Regions from separate parts of the Homo sapiens genome. Here regions 1 and 2 are each linked to region 3. Evidence: chromatin loops called from intact Hi-C (ENCODE). Cell type or tissue: ascending aorta. All regions are shown on one strand. Links, peaks and the distances in the headings refer to the core of each region. The heading gives the core; the rest is flanking DNA. Region 1 overlaps ANTXR1 (ANTXR cell adhesion molecule 1). Region 2 holds the start of MIR3126 (microRNA 3126). Region 3 overlaps GKN2 (gastrokine 2).

Region 1 (10,202 bases), core at 635-8,634, 230 kb before region 3:
AGCTAATTTTTCTATTTTTTGTAAAGATGGGGTTTTGCCATATTGCCCAGGCCGGTCACAAACTCCTGGGCTCAAGTGATCCTCTCACCTCAGCCTCCCAATGTGCTGGGATTACAGGTGTGAGCCACCGCACATGGACTTAATTTTGATAATTTATAACTGCAAAATATAACAAAATAAAGTCCCCAACACAATAAAATATTATAGTTCATATTACTTTACCTTAGAATTTCCGAGGTTTCTTTCACCTTATGATGTGAAAGCAGGAATCTTATATGTCCTATATGTGGTTAAACTTTACATTGGAGGTGGATGTATGTTTCTGTGTAAGTGGCTGTGAACACAGATATACAAAATATGGCTCTGAAAGCCTGGGCATTCCCAGTCTGGGGCAGTTTTCCAAAGGAGATAACAGAAATTCTATCCCCTAAAGCTGAACACAGCAGCACCACGAACGTTAAGAAACTCCAAGAATAAAGCCGCTTTATTCCACAGGGGACTCAACTAGGTTCATGAGCCTCTTAATTTTTTAGGAGCTCATCTAATTAAGTCTTTTCACTGCACAGAAGAGGAGTCAGATCTAGAGAAATGAAGTGACCCCTAAAGGTGAAGTTCTGGTGTGGTTTTCTGATGCCTTGTCCAGGGGTTTTTCTCCCCCTATATTTTACGAAAAGAACTTAAAGAAGGATTTACAACTGGCTTTCTCTAATTCGCAACCCCGCTGAGTGCTCAGGATATAGTAAGATGCATGAAGCCGGTTTCCCCGCTTTCCAGGTTCCACTTGCACACGGGGGCAGTTCTCCCTCTAGTCCCTGGCCCCTCCCTCTTGCCCCTGGCCCCTCCCTCTTGCCGCTGGCCCCTCCCTCTAGTCCCTGGCTCCTCCCTCTTGTCCCTGGCCTGGGGAAGGAGGCGCCGCCCTCGTGCTCAAGGGCAGGGCCTGGCCTTCTCGCAACAGGAAATGCCTAGGGCTTGGGCAATCTCCACACGCTGCCGCGCCACCGAGCCCGTCGCTTAATCCCCTGACCGGAGCTGGCCTGCCAAGCTCAGACAACAGCACCAGGCAGCACAAAGGCCCAGGGGCTGACGGACGGGAGAGTCAGAGTTTCCCCTGCAGTTAGCATGGGTCTGTTTACACATTCTGGAGACAGAAGGGTTTTGCAATCCCCAGGAAGAGAAGGGAATCTTTGATGTGTCTTTCCATTTGGCCAAAAATGGACGGAGTAGAATCCCAGCCCCTCAGCAAGGCCACTAAGAAACTCGGCAGCACTGGAGGGTGGATTTTTACATCTCATTAAATCATAAAGGCTCTTGAGATCTTCCTCCTACACTGCCCTTCAAGGATGGTAGCAGGGAGGGAGAAAACACCAGTATAGAAATCCTCAGTGTGAGCTGGCTTTCCTTTAGTAAACAAAACAAAACAAAAACCTTGCTGTCCTCTATGGTTATTGGAGGATGGGGCTGGATGAGCCCAATTGCTGTGAATGAGAAATCAGGGGCTTGTGGGGAATGAGAAGATGAGCAGAACAGAGTGGGGCAGAGCTACCAGTGAACAGCTACGACCCCCAATCCCCCCGAGTGGTGGGGGTGGCCGGTGGTAAATAAGAGTCCCTTTAATATTCCGTCAGGGGTTGTGGGCTGCACTATACTTTTAAACCTTCAGTAAAATTTGCTGCGCAGTTGGATTTGTGCCAGAGCTGCTAGATCGTGTCTAGCAAACCGAGAAGATGAGATAACGCGGAAGAAGCGAGGAGTAGGAGTCAGTGGTGCCTGGGAGAAACCGCAGGGATTGGGGAGGGAGGCCGGTTTCCCATCAAGGGAAGTTGTGTTTAAATCTGAAAGGATGTGGTGGCTCCAGACGTCCAGCTGGCTGGAGCTTGGGTAACACAAATGGCAGCACATTCCTCAGATGGTAGAGGCCCCTTCTGACCTGCGTGTCCTCAGGCAGACCTGGGTGTGCCTGCAGGCACAGTGCTGTTCGAGGAAGAAACAGCTGTAGAGGATGAAGTCTGTGAACTCACTTGGTTAGCCTGTAATTGGATTAGCCCTGTGCTGTCCTCAGACCCTGAACTTTTCCCATCTTTCCCAATCATGCCAGGCTTTTGTGCAGCTCCACGCTTCAACATGCAGGGCTCCACATGCCTGGAAAGCCCTTCTCCCATTGCTTCTACCCATCCCTTAATGTTGTTTAAGCGTAACCTATTCTGCCAAGAACTCCCGGGTTCCCCAGAGAATGCAATGCTCTCGCCTCATGAGTTTCCACAACTCCACCTTCCACTCACTCAACACGTTTAACTGTTAGTTATTAAGCAAACCAGAGGGTAGAAAGGATGAATTTTCCAGATTCTGGGACTGCCTCACTCCTGCATGTATACTGTGCATGGGACAACTCCACAGACTTGATGTGAATAGCGTCCCCTGGAGTTGTGCAAAGGGTGGCCCTCTCAGACTCAATTGATAAGTTCTTTAACTTTCCTGCTTCTCTGGTATCCATTTACTAGAAGAGCCACATGGCCGGTTTGACTCAAGAAGGCTTACAACTCCCAGTTCACTGCAGGTTTCAATAGGAACTATCAATGAAAAGGAGCACATAACTGAAAGAGAATCAAACCCAAGGCAGTAGCTTTAAATCAGCTTTTAAATTAATTTTAAATGTCATTGAACTGGAGCACATCTTAAATGCATAAGCTCAACAAGAGATTTTTATTTGTCAATTATTTCACTAACTCAAGCAACTATCATTGAGTCCCCATCACCTGCCAGCACAGTGTTATATTTTGAGAAAATAAAGAGAACTCAGCTGTCGACAATATTGTTTACATTTATAGAGGAGTGAGTTTCGTGAGAATGACGACATGAATTAAAGGACTAAGGCTACAGAAACTCCCAGGTCTGGGAGGCTTCGAAGGGCAGAACTTAAAGTAGAACTGGCAGGACTGTCTCATTTGGTCTTTGGGGAGAAGTCAGGGAGATCCCCTCAATGTCAGTCTTGGAGGTAAACTCCTAGGAGTGAATTGGCAAGTCAGAAAGATCCAGCAATACTTCTGTTTGTAAATACAACACTCCAGAGGATTTAAGATTTCACCATTCTGAGCCGCATTTCACATGTCATGGCACCATTATATCTGTTTACGTAAACAAAGTGATTAAAGACAACACAAGGATTGTCCTGTATTCTTCAGTAAAGAATAAGGTGTTTATTTTCCTAGCAGCAATGTTCTTTTTTTTTTTTTTTAAAGTATTAAAACATAGAATACGGAATTTTGGGCCTTCTCTAGGACTTCTGTTTGGAGTGTATGTGTGTGTGTGTGTATGTGTGTGTGGGGGGGTGTCTGTGTATGTGTATTTAATGGTCACTGGCAAGAAGATGCCTGACAGTAGCTTGGCCCTTCATCCCTCCAGGGTGGAGGCTACTCTGGGTGTCTGTGTAGACATGGCTGGAAGGATGCCAGACCTGTTGCTATTAGGAGTTCAACTTATCTGGCCCTGTATAATTTTCCATAGCTCAGTTTTCCTATCTAAACATTTCTTGCCACAGAGAAATTTTTAGGATCAGTGAGCATAATAATAAATCTGAAAATAAGCTCATCCTTCAAAGCCAGGTGCCTATTGTTCACTGGATGGGCATCAATGCTTTCAATAGGCACCCCTCTCCCTTCAGATACAAAATACCAACCTATAGATGTCCACATATTCACATCCTTTCCCACTCTCACCCGCCCCCCAGTGCATATATACTAACCCATGATTAAAACAAGAAGACACATTCTTCTTTTTTTGGAAGAGTTGGGGTCTTGCTCTGTTGCCCAGGCTAGAGTGCAGTGGCATGAACATGGTTCACTGCAGTTTCCAGCTTCTGGGCTTAAGTGACCCTCCAGCCTCAGCCTCCCCAGTAGCTGGGACCACATGTGTGACAGCCACCATGCCAAGCTAATTTTTATTTTTGTAGATATCGGCGGCGGGGGCGGGGGGCGGTCTCCCTATGTTACCCAGGCTGGTCTCGAACTCCTGGCCCCAAGCAATCCTGCTTCAGCCTCCCAAGGTGCTGGGGTTACAGGAGTGAGTCACCATACCAAGCTCCCAGATATATTCTAAAGCTTCATGATGAGACATGGTGACATGGGAGCATGAAAGAGAAGACAGGCGGGAAACATAGGGATAAGAGAGCTAATGAGAATAGCTACACACTAGGGCCATGGACAGAGCACAGAAAATAAGTAACCATCTTTACGTCAGTCTTAAAAGGGGCTGTGTGCCCTGTGTGAGTGACACGGGTCAGAGACAGGTGACACTGCCACTCAAGAAAGGAGCACCTGATGCTCCCAACAATGAGCATCAGGAAGACTTGCTCTTGGTTGCAGGAGCTACATTGTCTTCAGGGACCAGTGAGGAAAGACTGCTCTATGCTTCTTTTTCAGGTACAAGTTTGAATCCCAGTCCCATCACTTAATAACTGAAATATTGGGGCCACTGGTATTTTAATCTCATTATACCTCAGTTTTGCATCTATAAGGTAGGGGTTCATAATAGCACACTTTTGTTTCAGGGCTGCTGAATGATAAAATGAAATGTACCACAAAAAGTGCTTCACATAATTGCCTGGATAGTTATAAATGCTCAATAAATGTCATCTTCAGTAATTAACCACTATTATTATTAATTTTCATACATTCACATGCAATATCCACCAGGAATCTCTGCCTTTCTTCCTGATTAGGACTGATTAGGTCACCAACTTTATAAATGTCCAGTTACACTCTCTCTCTCTCTCTTTTTTTTTTTGAGATAGAGTCTTGCTCTGTCGCCCAGTCTGGAATGCAGTGGTGTGATCTTGGCTCACTGCAACTTCCACCTCCCAGGTTTAAGCAATTCTTCTGCCTTAGCCTCCTGATCAGCTAGGATTACAGGAATGTGCCACCATGCCCGGGTAATTTTTTGTATTTTTAGTAGAGACAGTGTTTTGCCATGTTGGCCAGGCTGGTCTCAAGTACTCTGCCCGCCTCGGCCTCCCAAAGTGCTGGAATTACAGGCATGAGCCACTGTACCTGGCCCAGTTACACACTCTCTTAAGGCAACTCTGGCAGAGAATCTCACACTTGCTATCAGCGCACAGGAGCACTCATTCTAGAGTTGTTGAATAAATAAGATTTTTAAATATCAAAAAACATTGGGGCTACTTACATACCTTTTACCTCTACCCTATTTGACTTCTCTAATGTCCCTCAAGTCAGATTCTAAGACCTTGATTTGCTTGATGCTAAAAAGTACAATGTTTTAACTATTATTGCCTATGTCTCCAGTTTGGGTAGTTTCTTGATTTATTTCTGACATAATATTTAGTTGATTAAGCCAGAGGGTTTCAAAGGGAAATGAACAAGGGGAGGCGCTCTAGGCTCCAGGAAAGGAATGTTTTGTTTTTCATTGCAAATAAAATGTACTAGTCATCTGTCCAGCCCAGGTCTGGCCAAGGCAGTGTGATTAAGGAAGAAAATGGCAGGTGTTTCCAGAGCTATGCCTTTGATAGAGTGAGACAGGACATGGGAAAGGAAGCATCTTCTCTTTCCAGTACATTTACTTCATATGTAGGTCTGTGTGTGTCTGAGACATGGAGCTGCTTGGGGCTAAGCCATAACCCACTTTCCATTCAGTCATGGGGCTTCCTGCTATCTATTGCCTTTCAAATATGCTTGATATTGGGAACGATAGGATCTTTGAGAGCCTGTAAAAGTGGCAGATGTTGGAAGAATATGGTATGGATTCCTGGGTGTAGCTTTTATTTTGATAGTATTTAATGAGACCGAAGTTTAGTTTCTGAAACAATACTATTTCAGAGAGGCCACAGGGCCTGCACCAGGTCCATTCCTCCTTCTGAGGGGAGCTATTCTCACCATGGCCACGGGGCTTACTAGGAAGCTTCTCTTTGGCCAGATGTGACCCAAGAGCACCAGTCTGTTGGTTGGCTGTGAGCTGTGACTGATGATCTATGGTCTGGAGTGAAAAGATGAGCTGGACCAAGTATTTTCCCCTATTGGGAACTGAAAGATGGAAACTGAGAGACTCAGCTATAAGCACTGGGGGCAGATGGTGAAATGAAGACTAGAAATATCAGATGGAGTCAGGAGAGAGGGCTCTGTACAAACCAGAGTTACAAGGGCAGAGAGGCGGCCAGTAAGAGAAGGCAGAAGGGAATAAATTCCCAGAGAGAAGCAGAGCTGCTAGCAGTGAAATCGAAAGCCCATGAGGGTGGTGTCTAGAGCTGCCTCAGTTCTTTCCCCAGCCACAGTCTACCTGAGTTCTTTCATCTTGGACTAGCTTGAACTGGTCTCTGTTTTTTGCAGGCGAATGAGGCTGATAAAAACTCAAATATGGTCATAAAATCCATGGAAGGTGATTACATGCAGAACAAAACCGTCACATGAAGTGCTCCATTACTGCATTCTCCCACGAACTGCCAGTTATTTGGAGTAACTGGAGAGTTAGGGAGGGATCCCCACTGGTGCCACTTGAGAAGATTCTTAACCCAGGAAATGTCCCTCTTAGTTGTTAAAACTGAGCTTCCTTGCTTCTATTGAGCTCTTCAAGTTTCAAGTAATTTCTCTTTGTACCCTCTTCATACAAGTGTGTCACCGTTGGTTACATAGAATCTCAGCATATAGTTCCTTTTTCCATTCTGAATTTTTATATTTTCTATTAAAAAGGTCACTGAGAGCTTATTATAAAGTTATCTTCATTCTCTAAGTTTAGTTATTTAAATAGTAGACATGCCTCTCTCAGAATATGATGTTGATAGAGCTGATGAAAGTTGGGATAAATAATACTGAAGGTCTTCATATATACGGCAGAGAGTGTTTGATTTCATATAGCTATTTATTGAATGTTAGACACTGGGATTTGAATACAGGGAACTAGAGGAAAAGACTGTCTAGATTGAGACTATGATTTTCAGAGCATTGTATAAAATACGTTGCACGGGCTGTGTTAGGTTATCTGTTTCTGTGGGATTTCTTTCTTTCTTCTTCTTGTTATTTTATTTTATTTTCCTGCCAAAATACATTAGGAAGGAGATTAGGTGGCCTAACTCACAGGGCCAACACACACGCTAAGGCAATCAGCACATGCCAAAAAGCGCCTGATGCTAAAAAGTACAATGTTTAAATTTTTATTGCCTAGGTCTCCAGTTTGGGTAGTTTCTTGATTTATTTCTGACGTCATATTTAATTGATTAAGTCAGAGGGTTTCAAAGGGAAATGGAGGGGAGGGGATCTAGACTCCAGGAAGGGAATGTTTTGTTTTTCATCAGCCAATGAAATGTACTAGTCATCTGTCCAGCTCACGTCTGACCAAGTATAATCAACTGCAGGTGTTCACGTGAGTTATCCCTTTGATAGAGTGACAGGGGACAGGTGAGGAAGCTTCAGCCCAAAAACTCCTTTAAGCCTAACATAACCCTTTAGATTCAAGCATTCTGAGGTTGTCATTCTGTTTGGGAAATGAAGTCAGCTTTCTTTGGGTGTAACTACAACTTTTATGAAACAGAAAAAACTCAACTACTTCTCTTCCTTGCTTTTAGCTATCCTTCCTAGATGGTTTTCTAGTTTGGGCTTTTTTACTTGGCTCCAAAATTGTGTTGCTGGGTCCTTCATCCTAAAAGTCCCTGCTGAGCTTGTACTGTGTGTGCAACCCTAGGCTAGATGTTGGATCTGGGGTAAGTCAGAGCCCAGTCTTAACCTACATCCCCAGGTGCACTTTGGCCACTATGGCTGCCACGTCACCTTCTAAAGGCAAATACAGAGCAAGAGCCAAAAGAAAAAGCCACAACCCTTCTAACTGAACACAACAAGGGAGGGAATGTTATTTGCCTCCAGGCAAACAAAGTCCTAATAAGGGAGCTCCTTGCTCTATTTTATTTTTTATGTTTTGGAAGTCTAAGAGATAGCTGCACATAACAGAAGCAAAGCCAATTGCAGTCGTGGAACTAGCCACGGTACTTTCTCTTGAAGGATTAAGGAAAGGTTTTAATGTATGTAAAGAAGGTTTTTTCTTCTTCTTTGCACAGCAATGTAATTTCCTCCCTTGATTTCTGGGCAGAAAGTTAGCATTCCAACAAGATGCACTTTAATTGATTGCAGCTATTAAATCCCTTGGCTTACATGCGTATGGTTCAGGATATAAGAGCCACATGGAATTTTTAATTTAATCATTACTCTTTCTGTATGTAGGAAACTTGACAAATGCATTGGAAGGGGAAGGGTGAGGAACTGGCACTTGATTTGCACACAACAGACGTTAGGGATTGAGGACAAGAACTTGAAACCTTATCAATCTATCTTTTGGTCTCATTGAGTGTTTAGATATGTAACCCTGGCTTCTGAATGGGTGGATGTTACTTCTAGAGACTCCAGCTGTACTAAGAGTGATCAGATTAGCAAAGCCACTTGCTAGGCACTCTTGCCTTTCTCATGATTAGCCTTTAATGCCTCCACTGTATTCTACTCCAGGCCACCCTTGCATCAGAACAGTTTACTGGCCGATTCAGTGGTAGAGTCCAAGAATTTTTTTCTTTAGATGACGAGAATTTGAGAGGAAGGCCAGGATATTAACATATCCCTCTCCAGCGTATTTTCATTACTGCCTGGCCCATCTTTAGGTAATATTGTTTTTAAATGAAAGAAAAATGAAGAATTGGGCATCAGGTTATTCCTAGAACCAATGATTGGAGAATGTAGCAAACTGTGCCTGATCTACACACATAAAGCATTAAGTCTCTGCAGGAGAAGAGAATCTTAGGGTTTGTTTGAGAGGAAAAGTCAGTATCTCAAAGCTCCAAATAACTGTACTGATAAAAACATTTATTTCCATCTCACATTTTATCTCTGCAGGGAGAAAAACCTCCAAAACTCATTGTCTTTTCTGGCAGTTTAGTTCAGTTTCTTGTTCATCCCTGGTTAGGAAAGGCCAGACAGTTTCCTCCCTTCTGCTTCACAGGCAGGTACATTAAATCCTTTGAGCTTGACTTAGCTCTGCTCTGCAGGGGGCTAAGTGTCCAGCTGCCCAGCCAGCTCTCCACCCTACTCTGCCACCCTGCCCACCCACTGCCATCCTGCTGTGGTCACTTACCTCACTCTCCTCGGCAGGGGGTGGAGGGACCTCCTTGATAATCTGAAAAGAAAACAGAGAACAGGTCAGTGAAAAATCTCTGGCTACCTGCCTCCTAAGAGGCTTGCTGTCAGGAGGTACCGTGGTGGTGCTGCCATAATTACCATGGCAATGGCCCCAGCAAGTCGGGCTTAATCACTGCCATGAGAGGTGTCTTTGCTGGACAGAGTAGCTCTGCTAGTTAGCATATGACTCAGGCTGAGGGTTCCAGTCTCATTTGCGTCTCTTCTGGTTTTGTATAGAGAAATAAATGTTCCACAGGTCACAGTTTCATTTCCTACCCCAGATAACTATCATGCAAATTTATTCACTCATTTATTCACCGAGTCATTCACATATCAGATTATTTATTCATCCATCTATCCAATCGTCTACACATTTAACAAAGAATTGTCACACAATGGAAGTTAACATGGTGCTTTAGGGATGTGTCAAGCGTGGACCCCACGCGGGCTGCTGGCAGTCCTTCAGCTGTCACTGGTCCCCACGGGTGTCTTTGCAGGGTGGATGTGCTGCCCAGGCAGACCGAGTCCCAACAGAGGCAGCAAAGGAGTGTCCAGGGATTTCTTTCAGGGCACTGACACTTAGGGGCACAAAGCTTTAACTAACAGTGTTATAAGATTCTGACTGTCCCATCTTTGGGGCTGAAGAGAGACATGTGGAAACTCTGGATGGGCAAGTAATTGGGAGACAGTCTAACCCATGAGAGAATGATGACACATGGGATAAGGACAGAGCAGGGACAGCTGGGGCCAGTGAGCAGTCCCTCCTCCCTCTTGACCCCAACTTGTACCCCTCTGTCATAAAAGGAAAGCCCTCACCGTTAAATGGATTTAGAGTCTCTTACATGGCATTTGGCAATTATCTACTATAATTCCACTCTGTGCCTTGGAGGGCTTCCTCCTCTCACCCCAAACTTATTATCAGAATTTTGGGTCCCCTACTCAGTTCTTTTACTTAGAGGACTTCTGGCAAATCCAAAGCTCATTCCCTATCTCTTGATGCCTTAACATCAGGTGCTGCCTTTGTAGTTGGGTGCTCGGGCACAG
Region 2 (10,202 bases), core at 1,427-9,426, 160 kb before region 3:
AGTTTCTTGACTTGGTGCTTCTGTATCACATGGGTGGTGTAACATCATTACACCTGTGGATTTTCATCCCCTGCCTGCTTCCTTGCCCAATTAAATGATTGGTGTATCCTGCTGGAGCCTGATTTCTGCAGGGGGCTCTGTTTTTGTGTGATGCCTTGGCACAGACCTGAGATCTGGTGTCCTGTATCTGCATCAGCATCGGGGTCACAGCCCGCAGCCTGGCCTGGAGCCCCTGTGACTTTGTTTCTTACTTAGGTTTTTATTCCCATTTTGTTTCCTATACTTGGAGATTCCCACTTCTTTCCTTTGAGTGAGGCCACACAATGTAATTTTAAAAATCATATTTCATCCAGATTTTTGGATCTATTTTGTTGACCACAAATCTAGAAACTGTCTTGGATTTCTAAGTGGTTGATTTTTTAAGCAAATGCAAGGAAATTGGGAGAGAAGCATGTATTAACCTATCTTCTGGTTATGCTTATCATCTAAGAATGTGTCTAAACAATTTCTACTTTTGGCATTAATATATTGGCATTTTATCCATGTCTTAGCATGATCAATTTGCAAAGTTGTTCACAGTCATTTAAAAAAGTATTATATGCCCTACCTATATCTTTAGAGCATAAAGATATATGCTCTATATCTCTAACTTTTAAATTAAGTTTTAAGACTTGAAAAATCATATTAATATCTCCCACTATCCATATCATTTTTAATTTGTTCTTTTGACAGATTTTGCTTCATATAGCTTGCTATTGCATTATTTGCTGAAGATCCTGAGGTCTGCCTCATGTTTGAAGTGGCTAGAGCCACACAGCCTTAGCTTCATTATTGGGCCTTCAATTAAGTCTTTCTCATTAATAATGGCACTTATGTTCTCTTTTTGTCACAAATTCCAATGCAGCACTTAGGAAAAAAAATCTTGAAAAAAGAAATATGTGATATAAAAATAAAAACAGATAACATTTTAAAACTTGGGGTATAGAGGTGGGGAAGGAAAATGGGAAAGGTAAAGGAATCTAAGTGTATTTTATTTTACAGGGAGGAATCAGTAGAAACTATGACATTTATAAAGTTGACAGAAAAATGTAGATCTAAACGTGCTGCATTTTAGAATTTGTTCATCTTTTCTACCTCCACAGGTTCTTGTTCATATTATTTTCTCCATGGAAATGAACAGGTGAATTACTAACTAAAGGCCAAGTGTTTTCCTCAAACGCTATTTTTCCCCTTAGAATATTTTTAATAGCTGTATGCTTGAGTTTTGGGGTGTTGCTTGCAGCATAGAATATGATCAAATCACTGCCTTCATCTTCTCCAAACTTAGTATTGTGCTAAAGGCACGGGTTTGTGATTTAAGCCAAATCCCTACCCCAACAACCTCCATTTCTTTTTGAATATGAATGAGGTGACAAGCCTGTGCATATGTTTGCAACTATATATTAGGAAAGGAAGAAAGGAGAGAGAGGGATGGACTGGTTTCCCAAGAAAGAAATAAAATTTCCCAAAGAAGTTGGAAAATAGGCCTTCGAGTACTCACTTGACAAATCCATAGTGAGTTTGCATTTCATCTTCTTCCTATTATTATTTGGATGGGGTCTCACTCTGTCACCCAGGCTGGAGTGCAGTGGCATGATCTCAGTTCACTGCAACCTCTGCCTCCTGGCCTCAAGTGATCCTTCAGCCTCAGGCTCCAGAGTAGCTGGGGACCACAGGTGTGCACCACCACGCCCAGTTAATTTTTTGTATTTTTGGTAGAGACAAGGTTTCACCATGTTGCCCAGGCTGGTCTCGAACTCCTGAGCTCAGGCCATACACCCACCTCAGCCTCCCAAAGTGCTGGGATTACAGGCGTGAGCCACCGTGCCTGGCCACATCTTATTTAATACAGCATCTTGTGTAACCTTTGAGCAACGGCACATAGGGTAGATTCTCTCTCTCCCCAGCCCACTTCCATGTATCTTCAGAGAGCTTGGGCCTGAAAGCCTGCTTGTTTGGGAAGTCTTCTTTGGAAGGTATTGATGTCTTTGAGTTAAACCTTCAGGAGTTTCTGATGTTAGACTTGGGATTTTGGTTAAAGAGAAAAGGGGGACTTAAGTGACATCACAATTGACAGGGAGAAAAAAGAAAGAACTCTGCTGGGGGCACACGTCCAACTTTCACACTGTGACTACTCAGGGATATTTCAGAATGTTTTCAAATAGCACGTACTTTTTGGATCTGTGAGAGCATTTCCAAATATTAAGAAAACTAACCGAATGTTTCTAATGTTTGGAATTACTCCAAGGCCAGGAATTCCAGATGTTTGTGAGGAAGACACAGCATGTGTCTGTTTAACTACTAAAGTGGGTTTTATGATGTCAAGAAGGAAATATCCATAGCCCTTCAATTCTTCTTCTTTAAAAACAAGATAACCTCCTTCAAAAGGCTATGAGGAGCTGGGTGTGGTGGCTCACACCTGTAATCCCAGCACTTTGGGAAGCCGAGGCGGGTGGATCATGTGAGGTCAGGAGTTCGAGACCAGCCTGGCCAACATGATGAAACCCATCTCTACTAAAAATACAAAAAATTAGCTGGGTGTAGTGATGCACACCTGTAATCCTAGCTACTCAGGAGGCTGAGGCAGGAGAATCGCTTCAACTTGGGAGGCGGAGGTTGCAGTGAGCTGAGATCGTGCCATTGTACTCCAGCCTGGACAACAGAAGCAAAACTCAGTCTCCAAAAAAAAAAAAAAAATAGGCTATCAGGAGGAGAAAACTAGTGTGAGTGATTAGTCAACAAATGTGTGTCCTCCTGTCCTCCTTGCTCTCTTTACCTCTCAGGGCTGTTGTAGCAAAAAGATGTGAAGCATTTAGAAGGTACATAGCATTACAGAAAATGCAGTATATTATGACAGTTATCACTGCAGATGTGGAATAAATAATTATCTGTGTGACGGATGCCAGATGCAAATCATAACCAGTGCTTCTGGCATCTGTCCCTCATATAATCATCTTCCCCATCTCTCCTGGTCAACCACATGAATCACGTACATCTTTAAATTAGGAACTTGACTGCTACAAATGTCTTGTGAAGAAGCCAATGTTATGATAATTCATTTTTTCTCATGAAATGCACTTAGTTTTACTCCATATTCCTGTATTTCATGTAAGATATTCACCACGATGAGAGTTTCTTGGCTACTCCACGCAAGAATCATCCAGATTGAAAAAAGCTGCAGAATCTACATGTGCAAGCCTAATGGTTTGGTTTTCGGTTTATTCAAGATTAATGCATTTAGACCATTCCTTTTTCACACTTACCCTTAAGAGTCCCAATACTTTGTTAAGGAGGCTCATGTTTCTGCAGTCCTAATTAACCATCACCAGCACTCCCACCTGAGAGTGAGCCACTCGGTAGATGGCAGGGGACAAGGAAACCAGTGCCCCGCTGCTTCCGGAGGGCTGCTGCAGGGCTGGGGCTTGTGGCTCTGTGTTTTGTGGAGGACGGGGACTCAAGTCCAGCCTTGCTCTGCTTACCAAGCTGGACACCCATGGGGCTGTGCCCACCCAAGTGGTGCCTTTTCTGACTGGAACCACTGTAAGGGCTCACTATGCCCTTGCTGGGGGTCTTTCCAGCAAATAAGACTCTTTTCTGCTGGTTTCATGTGTGTGGCCTTGCTGGAAGACAAGGGTGGGAATTCCCTTCCTTGAAGCCACTTGTCGAAGAAACCCATGGACTCTGCAAGGACTTACTGAGTGTGACCGAGTCATTGATCTTGAAGCTGCAGAGGACCCTGTCCACGTTGCGGGCATGTCGGAAGCCGTTTCCTCTCACGACAACTTGAAATGACTCTGAAATAAAGAATAATGACGAGACTCGTTACTTGGCCAATAACCTTAAGCTTCGCATCTGCCCTGATTTAGAGCATTTGTTCACTATTTCACCAGGCTTAAAATATTCAAAAATTAATTTAGGTTGAACACCAAAAGCAACCAGGTGGGTTCCTTTCACTACTTACCAGTGCATCCTCACTAGGTGTCCCAAGAAGGGCCTATCACTTCTTATTTGAATTCCCACCCTTTTACCTTTGGGCTTACTGGTCCTCCTAACGCAGAACACCTTCCTCCCTCCTCTCTGTCCATTCAAATCTTAGCCAGTTTTCAAATCCAGGCAGTTTGAAAATCTGTGATCTCAGTAGCCGGAGGGAGCCACAGGGGAGGGGTCCTCCACTTCCTCTTTAATCAACTCACCTCCTCTGTGTCTGTTTTGCACATTGTACTCCCCTGAAAGGATTTCTTAAGAGCCCACGGTGCCTACATTTTAGAAAGTCACTGCCTTAGGGCATTCACAGCTAGTCCTGAACAATGTAGGACTGTCATTATGTATGGTCTGGTGGTGTTCTCTTGTCTTTTCTTCCCCAGCTGGAGAAACATTCCTTTAGGTCAGGAGTTGTTTGATACCACTATGGCATTCCTATCTCTACTGGGCACACAGTAACAGTACATAGGCTAGGTAGGAATAATTGTACTTAGGAATGAATCAAAGTCTTTCTTAGCAGTGGTCAGTTGCCAAGCACTACCTACTTGAATTGATATCAGCCCCTCAGTGTAGTACTCATTTGTCTCTGCATAGAAGAGATCATATATCTTGCCTGGCCTGCATATTAATTTCTCATTGGCATAATGTATGTTTGATTAATGCACATGAATAAAATCGTTATTAAGTAAAAACAACTCTCCTTTACCATACTCCTACCATGGAAAAAACCCAATAATTAGTTGGCTAAATGTTTGGGAATATTTGCTTAAGTTTGTTGGTATCTAATGGTCAGTGTTCCACTTTATTTCACTTTTATCATCCTTTTGTATCTAAAAATTGGGGCTCGGGATAATGCTATGTGGCATATCACAAGAGAAATAGACTGAAGGTCAGAGGAAAAAATGCAATGTTTGTGAATATGGATCTTACACAGTACATTGCCATCTAAATGTAGACTTGTTGTTGGAGGAATAATGAAATTAGAGAATTAGTATATGGGACTCTCGAAGCTTAATAAATGTCATGAGTATATGCCACCTTCAGTCCCAGGAAACTAATTTAGAGGCCATGTTTGCCAAGACAATAATAACTAATGCTAATTGCTCCCTCAATGTGAGCCAGGCCCTCTGTGAAATATTGTACATGTCTGATGTCATTTAAACCTCACCACAGCCTGGGGAGGTACAGATGAGACAACTGATCTTAGTGAAGTTAAGTAATGTGTCCAAGATCACACAGCTGGTAACTTGTCAGAATCAGAACTGGAATCGAGGTCTGTTAGGCACCAAATGCCATGCCCTTAGAACTCAGCCATTAGCTTCTGAACCACCATGCGAAAAGGGGGACTCACTGCCTTCTGACAGATGAGTCATTTAGGAGTTGAAGTTGTGATTTTTTTTAAAGCTTATTTTATTTTAATTTTAGGCAGGTTTGCTCATTTTGCAGAAAAGTGGAACAGGCCTGGATGTGAAGCAAGAAACTGAAATTTAAGTAAAAGAATACAGAGACACTACATGTGCCACAAGGAGTATAAGTTAGAAAAGAATGCTTTTTAGAAGTATAAGAGGCCTTCACAATAAGGAAATGGAGACTGTGACATTTTGAATGACTTGCTCAGAGTCATGTCATTAGTAAAGCAGAAAAACTGGGACTCATATCCAAAAGCTAAGGTGACGGGCCTATGGTTTTTTCAGGAGCATAAGTCCTATGACTATGAAGGATTTATACATACACGTTGATGCAAATGCACAATTGCTACGTTTAGAAAGATGGGCTTAGTAGTTTTCTCTAGATGTCTGTCAGGCATCTGACAGATTCCTTGGTTGGCTCAATAAGCAATTTAGTACGTGTCAAGCACTTGTAGAAGAATCTTATCTTCTCTTATTTGCTCAGTTAAGCCTATAGAAACCTATTTCTGTGTCCATTTTGAATGCCAGACATACAGACATCTGTTGTTTGATGTTTTTGCTGATTCCAAATGTTTTCTGCCTCACTTCTGTGCCTACTTCTCTTGTTTCCTCAAAGATCAGCAGAGGAAGAGAAGACTGTGGAAATGCAGGCCACATGCCAAACTCTATTCTCTAACACCATGTTCTAACATTACCAGTTGAGTTGCTAAATCCTCTATAAAAGAGGCTGCCTGCATGTCTGCTTGGCCCCACCTCAGGGAGTTTAGGAAGAAAGACAGCAGGAATCCATGATGTGGCAATGGTGGAAACCAAACAATTTAACCCCCTAGGCCAGGGGGAGACGGTGGAGGAAATGATGCTCTGGGGAGTGCACCAGGGCAGAGGCGAGCTCCCATCCTGCCTGATAGGGTTTCTGTGTTAGTGCACACATTTGGTTACCAGAAGAGCTCAAACATCTGGCCCAGCAGCCTGACTAGAATGTCAGCTCTTCACACATAGACGTTATGTAACAAAACCCTTTCGAATGAATCTGCCAGTAAGTGAAAACCAGGACACATTAGAACCAGGACATAGTGATTTAACTCCACTAATCTACAAAGCCCTGAACCCACCTTTCAAAATATGTACAGCTGTGTTTTTAGGCAACTTGTATGTTGGCTTACAGCTCCTATAAGAAGTACCTCAAGATTGCAGGGCTTTAGGGAGGAATTTTCCACCTGAAAATGGTCTTTGATTTAATCTTTTAAGTTATCTATCCTTTAAGGTTTCCTTAAGATCTATATTCTTTTGTCACTGTTATTCCCAATTACATTGAAAGCTTCCTGATGGCAGAGGCCAAGATTTCTATTTCTTCTGAATGCTGGGTTGTGCCTTAACCCAGGACTGAGTCAGTCTCAGGATGAGCTCATTGAGTGATTGAATAAATAACATATCTTGGCATAGAAAGAGAATAAAGGGGAAGGATAGGGTGATCATTTATTCAGGTCCCAACCAGGTCTAATCCTGTTTATTTTCTGAGGCTTAATAAGGTCCATGAATGAAAAGATGTTCAACATCATTAGTCACATGGAAGTACAAACCATAACCATATGGAGATATCACTTCATACTCACTATGATTGCTGAAGAGAAAGAGATGGACAATGGCATCTGCTGGTGAAGAAATTATAACCCACATACATTTCTGGTGGAAATGTAAAATGCTGTGGCCTCTTTGAAAAATAGTTTAGCAGTTCTTCTACAAAGTTAAACACAGTTACCTTATGACCCCCAAATTCCATTCCTAGACATATACCCAAGAGAATTGAAAGTTATATCCACACAAAAACTTACATATTAACGGTCACAGTGGCATTATTAAAAGCAGCCAAAAAATGGAAATAACCTAAATGTTCATCAACTGATAAGTATGGTATTTCTATACAATGGAATATTATTGAGCCATCAAAAGAAATCAAATTCTCATACATGCTATGACATGGATGAACCTTGAAAACATTATGCTAAATAAAAGAAGCAAGACACAAAAGCCACATATTGCATGACTCCCTTTATAAGGTATGTCCAGATTCGCAGATCTACAGAGACAGAAAGTAGATTGGTGGCTGCCAGGACTGGAGGGAGGGAGAAATGGGGGAATAACTGCTTAATGGGTATAGGGTTTCTTCTTGGAGTGATGAAAATATTCTGGAATTAGATAGTTATTATAGTTGTACAACTTTGTGATACATTAAAAACCACTGAATTGTACTTTATTTATTTAGACGCAGTCTCACTCTATCACCTAGGCTGGAGTGCAGTGACGTGATCTTGGCTCACTGCAACCTCCGCCTCCTAAGTTAAAGCTATTCTCCTGCCTCAGCCTCCGGAGTAGCTGGGATTATAGGCATGTGCCAGTACACCGGGCTAATTTTTGTATTTTTAGTAGACACGGGGTTTCACCCTGTTGGCCAGGCTGGTTTCAAACTCCTGACCTCAAGTGATCCACCTGCCTCAGACTCCCAAAATGCTGGGATTACAGGTGTGAGCCACCACGCCTGGCCTGAATTGTACCTTTTAAAAGGGTGATTTTTATAGCATGTAAAATATAGCTCAATTTAAAAAAAGAAAAAATAAGGTCAGTAAGTAGTTCGATAGATTTATTCCATTCTGTTCTCTCCTTTTATTTCTTTGGTTTCCTTTTTTCTTTTTGGAAATGTGGAACACATAGCTTTGAGATGACCTCAATAAAGATTGCATGTCATTCACTGTGTCTGAAAATGAGACATCTGTATATTCTCCACTTGTTCTGGTCACCCAAGATTTTTGTGCCAAATTATTGTCAGTGATATTTCATCTTGTGAGTCAGTTTGAATTTGCTCTCCTCTTAGATGCTTAATGTGGTATGGAACATCAAAAATAAAATGTAGGGACTGACATATAATGGGTGCTTTCTGAGGCCTGAATTGTTCTAGAACTTTTTTCAGTTATAGCTTTTAATTTATAACAACTTGAGTGAGGCATAATTGATATACAATAACTTGCACATAAAGTGTATGATTTGATAAATTTTGACATATGTACACAATCATAATACCACAGTCAAGACAGTGAGCGTAGCTGTCACCCCCAGAACTTCCCTAGTGTTGCTTTGTAATCTCTCCTCCCAGCCCTCCCTACCTCCACTCCCACACAACCACTGGTCTGCTCTCTGGAACTGTATATTAGTTTGCATTTTCTGGAATTTTATGTAAATAGGATCATGCAGTAAGTAATTTTCTTGTCTGGCTTCTTTTACTCAGCATAATTATTTTAGGACACAGTCACAATTATGTTGAGATTTATACATAGTTTATTGCTTTTTATTGCTGAGTATTAATTAGTGCATTCTACAGGTAAACTGTAATTTGTTTATCCACCTACCTGTGGATGAACATTTTAGTTGTTTTTGGCTATTAAAAATGGAGCTGCTATGAACATTTGTACACAAGCCTTTCTTTGTTTGGACATAGATTTCCTTTTCTCTTAGGTAAAACCTCGGAGTGGAATGGCTGGGCCATATGGTAGGTGTATATTTAATTTTGTAAGAAACTACCAAAACTCTTCCAAAGTGTTGTGCTGTTTTGTATTTGTAAATGAGAGTCCTTCCTCCACATAGAAATGTCTTTAAATGAAAGGAAAGATTGAGCAGAGAATGAAGCAATCCATTTAGAAGAGGTGGCCAAAGGTCAGAAATGAATGCTTCGAAAAACAATGAAAAGTGAGAGGAATACACCACTATCTGATGTTGCTTGAATGTGTCTGTTTTAAACATCGAAATTTCCAAATGGTAAACATGACACCTTAAATGACCTTCCTTTTGTGCCAGCTCACCCAGTTTTATCAGAAACAGTGGGAAACACAGTAGGAATACAACTGCTGCTGAAATGACAGTGTGAGGAGCTAATTATAACTTCCTTCCAGTTCTGGAGTACAAGAACTTCAAGTGTAGAGCAGTTGGCAAGTTGCACACTTGATTCCAATTAGTTCCTTCCTGGCATCCTTGCTTACATAGCACATTGTGAACTGTGGAAGTTGGAGGCCAACTGAGTGGGACCACAGAAAGACTGTGCTCAGGCACAGGGTGCATTTTCCAGAGAGGAGCTAAATTAGACAGGGCCAAATGGGTCCATATTCTTAATTAAACAGAGGCTAATCTGCAAAAATATTTAATTAGAAACTTTAAAAAAGAGTCTATATTGGGAGCAGAATTACTGAAATACAAGTAATGTCAAAGTTGCTACAAAGGGTTTCCACATAGCAGGTGACTTCCTGCATGTTTTGGAACAGGGACTGTAAATACAGTGACATAAGCACCATGCTAAATGGCAGCCACATGCTTGGCCTGGGTACTGGGGTGACAATGGAGAGTGGTGAGGAGTATGGTGAACTGGAAAGTGTATACGTTTCTTTTAAAGGAAGTTATTCAGTCCTCAATAATCATTAACTTGTAATAAATACAGGTTCAGTGTTGTCAGTTCTGATTTTTCAAGTCAAGATGAAAATCTGTATTTTTAGGTGAAATCCGATTTTCTAAATGTTAGCAATAAATTTAAGTTAAAAAATGCAGTATGAATCAAGAAGAATATATATGCAGATCAGATAGGACTTGTAGGCTGCCAGTTTATAACCTCTGAGAGTGGAGGAGTTCTGGGAAGGTTCTCTCTCCCTATATATGTTCACCAGTGCAGTGATTGGATTCCTTCCTTCCTCTCTCCCTTCCTCCCTCCCTCCCTCCCTCCCTCTTTCTCTCTCT
Region 3 (10,202 bases), core at 731-8,730:
ATCACCAGGCTCAGCCTCTGTCTATTTTTTGAATTTTAGGAACTGACAATTTGTGAGAATTGAAAAATAAGAACCAGAAAGATTTCTATTAGATACAGCTTTCTAGGGTATATCATTATTTGGAACTCTGTAGAGACAATTTTCACTCCAGGTGAAGACTCAGTGGCCTTAGGTCCCATCTGGCCCCAGGGTCTTCACCCTCCATTGCTCTTTCAATCCCACCTTATTGCAACCCATCCCTCTCCAGCCAGCTTGGGTTTGAGATGGAGAAGGGATGGGGAAAACTGGAGAGGAAGAAAAGATGGCAAATGAGGGGAGGATAGATGAGACGTGTGTGAGCGTGCATGAGTGTGGGTATGGGTATGCTTATGAGAGCTCCTAAAGCAGCACTGTCTAACAGAACTTTCTGCAGCGGTGGAAGTGTTCTAGATTTGAATTTCCAATAGGGAAGCCCCCAGCCGCCTGTGGTTATTGAGTACTCAAAATTTGTAACAGAAGTGCATTTTAAATTTTACCTAATTTGAATTTAAATTTAGATAGTGGCATATAGCTAATAACTATCATATTGGACAGCACAGTTTTTTTTTTTTGTTTTTTTTTTTTGACGGAGTCTCGCTCTGTCACCCAGGCTGGAGTCCAGTGGTGTGATCTTGGCTCACTGCAAGCTCCACCTCCCGGGTTCATGCCATTCTCCTGCCTCAGCCTCCCGAGTAGCTGGGACTACAGGTGCCCGCCACCACGCCCGGCTAAATTTTTTGTATTTTTAGTAGAGACGGGGTTTCACCATGTTAGCCAGGATGGTCTCGATCTCCTGACCTTGTGATCTGCCCTTCTCGGCCTCCCAAAGTGCTGGGATTACAGGTGTGAGCCACTGCACCTGGCCAGGACAGCACAGTTCTAAAAAATATTCTATTTACCCCAAACTGGGGAGGAAGCAGAATAAAATTAATGGAAAGAAGCCAGATGCAGTAGCTTACACCTCTAATCTCAGCACTTTGGGAGCTCAAGGTGGGTGGATCACTTGAGATCAGGAGTTTGAGACCAGCCTGGCTAATATGGTGAAACTCCATCTCTACTAAACATAAAAAATTAGCTGTTCATGGTGGTGCACACCTGTAGTCCCAGCTACTCTGGAAGCTGAGGCAAGAGAGTTGCTTGAACCAGGGAGGTGGAGGCTTCAGTGAGCTGAGGTTGCACCACTGCACTCCAGCCTGGGCAACAGAGTGAGAGTCTGTCTCAAAAAAATAATAATAATGGTAATAATAATAATAAAATAATGGAAAGAGACAGAGTAGTGCTTCTTCTCAATCTTTCAAACCTCAAACTGCAGACCCTGGTTCCATGACATGAAAAGCAGAATATAGTCATGGGTTTGCACAATTTCAAAGGGGTAGAAATGACAAGTGAAAAAATGAAAATGTTATGTAAAATAAGTCAAGTGGATAAAGTTGATTGCAGATTGGAGAGCAATCCCACCATATATTCACTGTGCATGTTCAAGTCTTTCTTCCGAGGTTCAGGCATCATCTTCACCAAGTTCAGATTCAGGGAACTAGGGAGGAACAGTAACTGTACTCTTGCTGCCTCAGGGCTACATTGCATCCAGGGTGCTCTCCCGAAGAGCCTGCTTTATCCTGAAGATGGACCATCAGAACATCCCTCCTCTGAACAATCTCCAATGGTACATCTATGAGAAACAGGTAATTCTGGGGCACTCTTGAGTATTCTCTGTTCTTAAGCCAGGCAATACTGGTATTTATGGAGAAATGAAGAGTGTGAGGGAGAAGATCATACTATCATGCCTTACCATAAATGTGATACTCAACTTATTAAAGTTATTAAAGTGTTTTTACTTTTATTTTATTATTTTTTAAGAGCAGGAGCAAATCTTAGCTTGATTTCCACCATATAGTCCTAAATACAAGAATTTATAATAAATTCCAGTGACATTATAGCAAGGACTGATCAGCTTCTCTTCTCAGAGCAGGGCTATGAGAAATGGTGACTGGAACAATAATAAGAGAAGTTCTAATATTCAATGACCCAAAGATGCAAAGAAATAATACAGTTGAGTGAACATATACAAACAGTGCACTGCGGCTAGAGACCCAAGGTTTAAGTCTCCCTCCACAACTTCTTATAGGTGCTACCTTTGACATGGGACTTACTTTCTTTGGGCTTCATTGCCACCAGAGGTAAAATAACACTGGTAATTACTAATGAGGCTACTTCACAGATAGAGTGTTCAAAAAGAGATGATGTCTTGAGATCCCTAAGTTCTTTCTATTTAATAATCTGAAAGAGAAAAATTGTCACAATTTAGAATAAGGTACACCAATTTTTGTCAATTTATTTTATGTTGTTCTTTTCTGTTATACCGATCTAGGCTCTGGACAACATGTTCTCCAGCAAATACACCTGGGTCAAGTACAACCCTCTGGAGTCTCTGATCAAAGACGTGGATTGGTTCCTGCTTGGGTCACCCATTGAGAAACTCTGCAAACATATCCCTTTGTATAAGGGGGAAGTGGTTGAAAACACACGTGAGTACCAATAAGTCATTCACTCACCAAATATTTTCTGAAAGCTACTATGTGCCAGGTGCTCTGTTGGGTGCCAAGTGAAATGCAAATAAATGGGAACAGTACTCAGTTCAGTTTGCTTTGGGAATTAATTACATGCCATGTGTGTAAATTGTGCTAAATTTTAGGAATACAGAAATGAATTAAACGTCTCCAGGGAACACATAGTCTAGTGAAGAAGCTGACAAGTGAAAAGAGAGGATGGAGTAAAGGATTTCTGGATGCCAATGAAAAACTACTCGATTCTTGTATACTTTCATATGTAAGAATTTCAAGTAGCAAAAAGTCATCTGGGCCCTTAGAATAGCATATTTTGAAGATAATAAGAAGGAAGTCACTAAGAAATGCTCTCAGGATCTAGAATAGAATTGGTATAGGAAAGAGGAGGCCAAGCGGACTTACAGACAGGGAGTAAAAACCCTGATTCATCTGGGTAACATATGCCACTGCAGATATTACTGTCATTTTTATACAAAGTTTCTAAATGTGGCAGAGCAACCAGAGTGAAAGAGGTCGGGCCAACTGATGATGAACACAACAAAGGAAATTTCTCAGAGTACTGGAAGGTAGATAAAGAAGAGTTTATGTTTATTATATATCTACTGCCCAGAAAAAAATTTTAAGTACTCATTCATAAAGTAAATAAAGGCACATAGGTATGCCATTGACACAGAATGGCATAATATCACTGGGATTGAGCCAACCAGCACTTCCAAAAGTTGTCAGTTTTATTTAAGCTAATGTATTATTATTCTAATAATTCCAATAATATATTTTTTAATGCTCTTTCTCTGAAAAATTTTCCCTTTTCCAGATAATGTCGGTGCTGGAGGCTGTGCAAAGGCTGGGCTCCTGGGCATCTTGGGAATTTCAATCTGTGCAGACATTCATGTTTAGGATGATTAGCCCTCTTGTTTTATCTTTTCAAAGAAATACATCCTTGGTTTACACTCAAAAGTCAAATTAAATTCTTTCCCAATGCCCCAACTAATTTTGAGATTCAGTCAGAAAATATAAATGCTGTATTTATAGATTTTTTGGTGTTTGTTGTTTTTTGTAAGCAGCAAAGGGAATCCAAGCAATGTCTTTGTCACTATATAGAAGAAAAAAAATTGCCAGAATTTTAAATAAGGTGCATAATGTGTGAAAATTCCCAGATAATACCACTGGGTCACATGTGGACTAGTCAGCTGGGGTCGAATTTCCATTTCTTCGTCTGCCCTCTGGACCAGCTTCCCATCTAACCATCCAAATATATGGGAGCAACCTGGGTAGAGAAGAGGCTCACACGGTGGTGGCCTTGACCTGGCCAGGGGAGGGACATAGCGTATGCTTATCAAACAAGTTGAATGCTCAGGTGAAGGCTTTTAGGGCCATTCATATGAGTTAAAATGTCCTTTAACTCACCAAAGCAGTAGACTCAACCTGAATAAACTTTATAATAATATGTGTTGCCCTGGAGTGAGAAGGGAGAAAGGGAGAGAGGAAGGAGCACCTAACGTCCAGGAAAAGATGCACCATACTGAAGATCATAACAGGAGTGAAAGACTAGAAATGCCAAGTCAATACATAGCAGAAAAGCAACTTCCAATATTTCAAATAAATTGCACATTGTGTACAAATCTCAGATCGTGAAGCTGGGTCACACGTGAACGTTCGGCTGAATGCAAATTCAGAGCAAAGAGGAATTACTTTAATAACAATTTATTCTCTTGCCGTAGACCTCTGGGATCCTAGCTGCAGAGGACCCCCGGCCTCCGCGTTTGAGCTGACATGAGACTCTCACTAGAGATTAGATGGAGAAAGGGCTCCAGCAGGCACGGAGCTGGAAGCTTTGTCTGTGAGACAGCTCCGCGGGAGCACTCATCCCCCAGGGCTCTCTGTCTCCCTCTGAGAGGCTCTGGCCCCATATAACCACCAGAATGGGAGAAGAAGTGCTTCCCCGTGGGATTAGGGCACATCTGTCCCGCAGGCCCACCTGCCTGCCAGTCCCTCCCAGGATTCCTGCCTGGCCACCCCACAGGAGTGTGTACACAGTGCAGCCTCAGCTGCTCAGCATGGGTGCTTTGCTCCACTTGAGTGCATTCCGGCAGCGTGGGAGCTGTTTGAATCCCCCAGTGCACACAGATCCCAACCCCAAGGGTCCAGGGGAGGGAGCTGTGAGCAGATCCGGACGTCCCAGGGCTGTGGCTCCGGAGTGCGGAACTGGGCCCAGTGCTTCAGCAGAAGAGGAGCCCATACTCTCAGAAAACTCTCAGAGAGGGGTGAGTCGCACAGGTTCCTGGGCTGGTGTGGAACCTAGGCGTGCCTCCCTCCACAGAGCTGGTCCAGTAAGTGTGGGGCCTGTCTCCCTGCTGGACCTCTGCCTGAAGGAGCCCAACGACCTGGAACACCTAACAACAACAGAAAGTCACGGCCACAGTGCCAGTGATCAGGGGTCCCTCCCCTCAAGACCGAGGAGGAGACCTGGTGAGGGGTCACCCCTCTCCCCCTTGCACCACAGAGCACGGCTTCAAAGGCCCGGATACACAAAGGAGCCGGGTGGCAGAATATTAGTCTAGCTATCTCCCATTGCTCTCACGCGCCATCTACTGGATTTCATCCCAAACTACAACACGAAAAACTGCTAATTTTCCTGCCTGCCAGGCCGAGGACTGGAATTCAACAGACTGTTTAGAGCCTTTGCCCTCTGAAAACTTCCAGAAATGAAGCCAACTGACTATATTCAGTTTACACCAGAGTTAAAGGAACGCCAACCCTCCCAGATGAGAAAGAATCAGTGCAAGAACTGTAGCAATTTAAAAAACCAGAGCGTCCCCTTACCTCCAAATGAGCCCACTAGCTCCACAGCAATTGTTCTTAACCAATCTGAAATGATGAGCATGGAATTCAGAATCTGAATGGCAATGAAGCTTATAGATATCCAGGAGAAAGTTGAAATGCAATCCAAGGAAACCAAGCAATCCAGTGAAATGGTTTAAGAGCTGAAAGATAAAATAGCAATTTTACAAAAGACCCAAACTGAGCTTATTGAGTTCAAAAAAGAATTTCATAATACAATCAGAAGTATTAATAGCAGAATAGGCCAAGCTGAGGAAAGAATCTCAGAGCTTGACCCCTGGTTCTTTGAATCAACTTAGACAAAAATAAAGAAAAAAGAGTTTTAAGAAATGAACACAATCTCCCAGAAATATGAGATTATGTAAAGAGACAAAATCTATGACTCATTGCCATCCCTGAGAGAGAAGGAGAGAGAATAAGCAACTTGGAAAATATATTTGGGGACATAGCCCACAAAAATTTCCCTAATCTCTCTAGAGAGGTTGACATGTAAATTCAAGAAATACAGAAGACCTTGGCCAGATAATATACAAGATGACCATCCCCAAGGCACATAGTCATCAGATTCACCATGGTCAATGCAAAAGAAAAAAATCTTAAAGACAGCTAGGGAGAAGGGTCAAGTCACATGCAGAAGGACTCTCATTAGGCTGGCAGTGGACCTCTCAGCAGAAACCTGACAAGCCAGAAGAGATGGAGGGAGAGGGGTCTATTTTTGTCATCCTTAAAGAAAAAAAATTCCAACCAAGAGTCTCATACACTGCCAAACTAAGCTTCCTAAGTGAAGGAGAAATAAAAACCTTCTCAGACAAGCAAATGCTGAAGGAATTCAACTAGACCAGCCTAACAAGAGGTCCTAAGGGAGTGCTGAATATGGACTCAAAAGAATAACACCTGCTACCACAAACACTCACTTAAGCACACAGCCCAACGACACTATAGGCAATTACACAGTAAGTCTACATAACAACACAATGACAGGATCAACATCTCACACATCAATACTAACCCCGAGTGTAAAGGGGCTAAATGCCCCACTTAAAAGACATAGAGTGTCAAGCTTGATAAAAAGACAAGATCCAATCATCCACTATTTTCAAGAGCTCTATGTTATGTGTAATGACACCCACAGACTCAAAGACTTGGAGAAAGATTTATCATGCAAAATCAGAAAACAAAAAAGAGCAGGAGTCACTAGTTTTATATCAGACAAAACAGACTTTAAACCCTTAATAATTAAGAAAGACAAAGAAGGGTATTTCCTGGACCACAGAAGGCTTATTGGAAAAAAGGACATAATGACAAAGGGTACAATCCAACAAGAAGTTTTAACTATTCTAAATATATACACACCCAACATTGGAGCACCCAGATTTATAAAACAAGTACTTCTCGATCTACAAGAAGACTTAGACAGCCACACAATAATAGTGGGAGACTTTCACATCCTACTTACAGATCATTGAGACAGAAAACTAATAAAAGAACTCTGGACTTAAACTTGTTACTTGACCAATTGGACCTAATAGATATCCACAGAAAACTTCACCCAACAAAGACAGAATATACATTCTTCTTATCTGCACATGGAACACATTCCAAGATCAATCACATGCTAGGTAAGAAAGCAAGTCTCAATAAATTAAAAAAAATTGAAATCATACGAACCTTAATATCAGACCACAATGTAATTAAAAATAAATCAATATCAAGAAGATCTCATACATAAATACATGAAAATTAAACAACTTACTCCTGAATAACTCTTGTGTGAACATCAAAATTCAGGAAGAAATAAAAAATTATTTGAAATTACTAAAAATAGAGACATACCTTACCAAAATCTCTGGGGTACAGCTAAAGCAGTGTTAAGAGGAAAGTTTATAGCACTAAATGCCTTAATCAAGAAGTTAGGAAGATCTCAAATTAGCAGTCTAACTTTGCATCTAAAAGAACTAGACAGAAAAGAACAAACCAACCCCAAAGCTAGCAGAATAAAAGAAGTCACTAAAGTTAGAGAAGAATGGAATGAAATTGAGATGCAAAATCCATACAAAAGATCAAATGAAACCAATAGTTGTTTCTTTGAAAGAATAAATAAAATTGATAGACCCACCTAGCTAGATGAACAAAAAAGAAAGATCCAAATAAACACAATCAGAAATGACAAAGGTGATGTTACAATTGATCCACAGAAATACTTGTCCTCAGAGACTGCTATGAACGTACACAAATTAGAAAATATAGAGGAAATGGATAAATTCCTGAAAGCAAAAAATCTCCCAAGATTGAATAGATGTGAAAATTCTCAACAAAATATTAACAAACCAAATCCAGCAGCATATCAAAAAGTTAATATATCATGATCAAGTAGGCATCATTCCAGGAATGCAAGCCTGGTTCAACATAGGCAAATCAATAAATATGATTCGCCACATAAACAGAATTGAAAGCAAAACCTACATAGTCATCTCAATAGAGGCAGAAAAAGCTATCAATAAAAATTCAACATCTATCAAACGAACATACCTCAAAATAATAAGAAACATCTATGACAAATCCACATCCAACATCATACTGAATGGGCAAAAGCTTTAGCCATTCCTCTTAAGAACAGGAAGAAGGCAAGGATACCTACTCTCACCACTCCTATTCAAGGTAGTACTGTAAGTACTAGTCAGAGAAATTAGGCAAGAGAAAGAAATAAAAAGCATCCAAATAGGAAAAGAAGTCGAACTATCTCTCTTTGCTGATGATATATTTGTATACCAAGAAAACCCTAAAGACTCTGTCAAAAGACTCCTAAAACTGATGAATCATTTTAGTAAAGTTTCAGGATACAAAATCAATGTACAAAAAGTAGTAGCATTTCTATATACCAACAGTGTCCAGGCTGAGAGTAAAATCAAGAACACAAACTCACTTAAATAGCCACAAAGAAAATGATATATCTAGGAATACAGCTTTCACTAATGAGGTGAAAGATCTTTACAAAGCTTAAAGAAATCACAGGTGACACAAACAAATGGAAAAAAATCCATGACCATGGATTGGAAAAATTAATATTGTTAAAATGGCCATACTGCCCAAAGCAATATACAGATTCAATGCTATTCTTTTAAAACTGCCAATGTCATTCTTCACAGAATTAGAAAAAAACTATTCTAAAATTCATATGGAACAAAAAAGAGCCCAAACAGCCAAAGCAATCCTAAGCAAACAAAACAAAACAAATGAACAAACAAAAAACAAAGCTGAAGACATCACACTACCAGACTTCAAACTACACTACAAAGCTACAGTAACCAAAACGGCAGGGTACTGGTACAAAAACAGACACATAGACTAATGGAACAGGTTACAGAACTCAGAAATTAAGCCACACACCTACAACCATCTGATCTCCAACAAGGCTGACAAAAACAAGCAATGGGGTAAGGATTCCCTATTCAATAAATGGTGCTGGGATAACTGGCTAGGCATATGCAGAAGATTGAAGCTGGAACCTACCTCTCACCGTATACAAAAATTAACTCAAAATGGATCAAAGACCTCAAAGACCTCAAACTATAAAAATCCTAGAAGATAACCTAGGAAATACAACATTAACCTTGGCAACATTAGCCTTGGTAAAGAAGTGGGATCTAATTAAAGAGTTCCTGTGCAGCAAATGAAACTATTAACACAGTAAACAGACAACCTACAGAATAAGAGAAGATATTCTCAAACTACGGATCTGACGAAGGCAAAGTATCCGTCCAGAATCTATAGAGACCTTAAACAAATCAACAAGTGACAAACAAATAACACTTTAAAAAATAGGCAAAAGAGATTAACTGATACTTCTTAAAAGTGGCCAACAAACATATGAAAAATTAGCATCACTAATAATCAGAGAAATACCAATAAAATCACTAAGAGATACCATCTCACACCAGTCAGAATGGCTATTATCAAAAAGTTAAAAAATCCACAGGTGTTGGTAAGGCTGTGGAGAAAGAGGAACACTTATACACTGTTGGTGGGAATGTAAATTAGTTCAGCCCCTGGAAATCAGTCTGGAGATTTCTCAAAGAACTTAAAACACAGATACCATTTGACCCAGCAATTTCATTACTGAGTATATACTCAATGGAAAATAAATCATTCTACCAAAAAGACACATGCACTCATATGTTCGTTGCTGCATTATATACAATAATAAAGACAAAAATCAACCCAGCTGCCCATCAATGGTAGATTGGATAAAGAAAATGTGGTACATATATACTACGGAATACTACACAGCCATGAAAAGGAATGAAATCATGTCTTTTGCAGCAGCATGGATGAAGTTGGAGGCCATAATCCTAAGCAAATTAATGCAGGAAGAGAAAACCAGATACTATGTGTTCTCACTTATAAGGGGGAGCTAAACATTGAGTACACGTGGACATAAACATGGGAACAATAGACACTGCAGACTATTAGAGGAAGGAGGGAGAGAGGAAGATTCAGGTTGTAAAATTACCTATCTGGTACTATGCTCAGTACCTGGGTGATGGGATGTGTATACTTAACATCAACATCACACAATATTCCCATGTAAGAAACCCGCATGTATACTCCCTGCACATAAAATAAACACTGATTTTTTTTTTTAAATGCAACAACAAATAGGTTTTTCCAATTCTCCTTATCAATTGTCACTTTGGAAACTCAAATACAGTTGAAAACTGGCCAGGAAAGTTTTGGGGTTCCTCTGATTGTTTCGTAAAAGGAGTTTAATAACATTTAAAA

Evidence for each region. Peaks named below come from ENCODE experiments on the same cell type or tissue, not always from the same donor. Only the 100,000 strongest peaks of a DNase experiment are listed, where the experiment ranks them.
Region 1: it touches region 3 in a loop (2.1-fold over the local background); 3 of 110 quality-filtered maps call a loop at or near these places.
Region 2: it touches region 3 in a loop (2.6-fold over the local background); 3 of 110 quality-filtered maps call a loop at or near these places.

What each region holds. Positions count from the first base shown.
Region 1 is chr2:69,169,202-69,179,403 of GRCh38, reverse strand. ANTXR1 (ANTXR cell adhesion molecule 1) reads right to left here. Exons shown (of 18, transcript NM_032208.3): 14 at 9,115-9,156. Among named protein-coding and RNA genes, the nearest start is that of MIR3126, 71 kb to the right of the region's middle. RefSeq lists enhancers at 733-1,027, 7,653-7,947 and a silencer at 1,753-2,047. In ascending aorta, for the core only: CTCF peaks have their summits at 5,138 and 5,347; DNase peaks (open chromatin) are centred at 993 and 1,823; H3K4me3 peaks cover 882 bases; H3K27ac peaks cover 8,000 bases.
Region 2 is chr2:69,096,473-69,106,674 of GRCh38, reverse strand. It overlaps ANTXR1 (ANTXR cell adhesion molecule 1), which reads right to left. Exons shown (of 18, transcript NM_032208.3): 10 at 3,735-3,833. MIR3126 (microRNA 3126) reads right to left here and starts at 2,993; the gene lies at 2,920-2,993. In ascending aorta, for the core only: no CTCF peak of the experiment used is centred there; a DNase peak (open chromatin) is centred at 6,244; H3K27ac peaks cover 3,845 bases.
Region 3 is chr2:68,938,645-68,948,846 of GRCh38, reverse strand. It overlaps GKN2 (gastrokine 2), which reads left to right. Exons shown (of 6, transcript NM_182536.3): 4 at 1,590-1,700; 5 at 2,387-2,543; 6 at 3,397-3,615. The coding sequence ends at 3,479. Among named protein-coding and RNA genes, the nearest start is that of GKN2, 9.1 kb to the left of the region's middle. RefSeq lists an enhancer at 4,921-5,110. In ascending aorta, for the core only: a CTCF peak has its summit at 5,190 (motif pointing left); DNase peaks (open chromatin) are centred at 4,669 and 5,166; H3K27ac peaks cover 761 bases.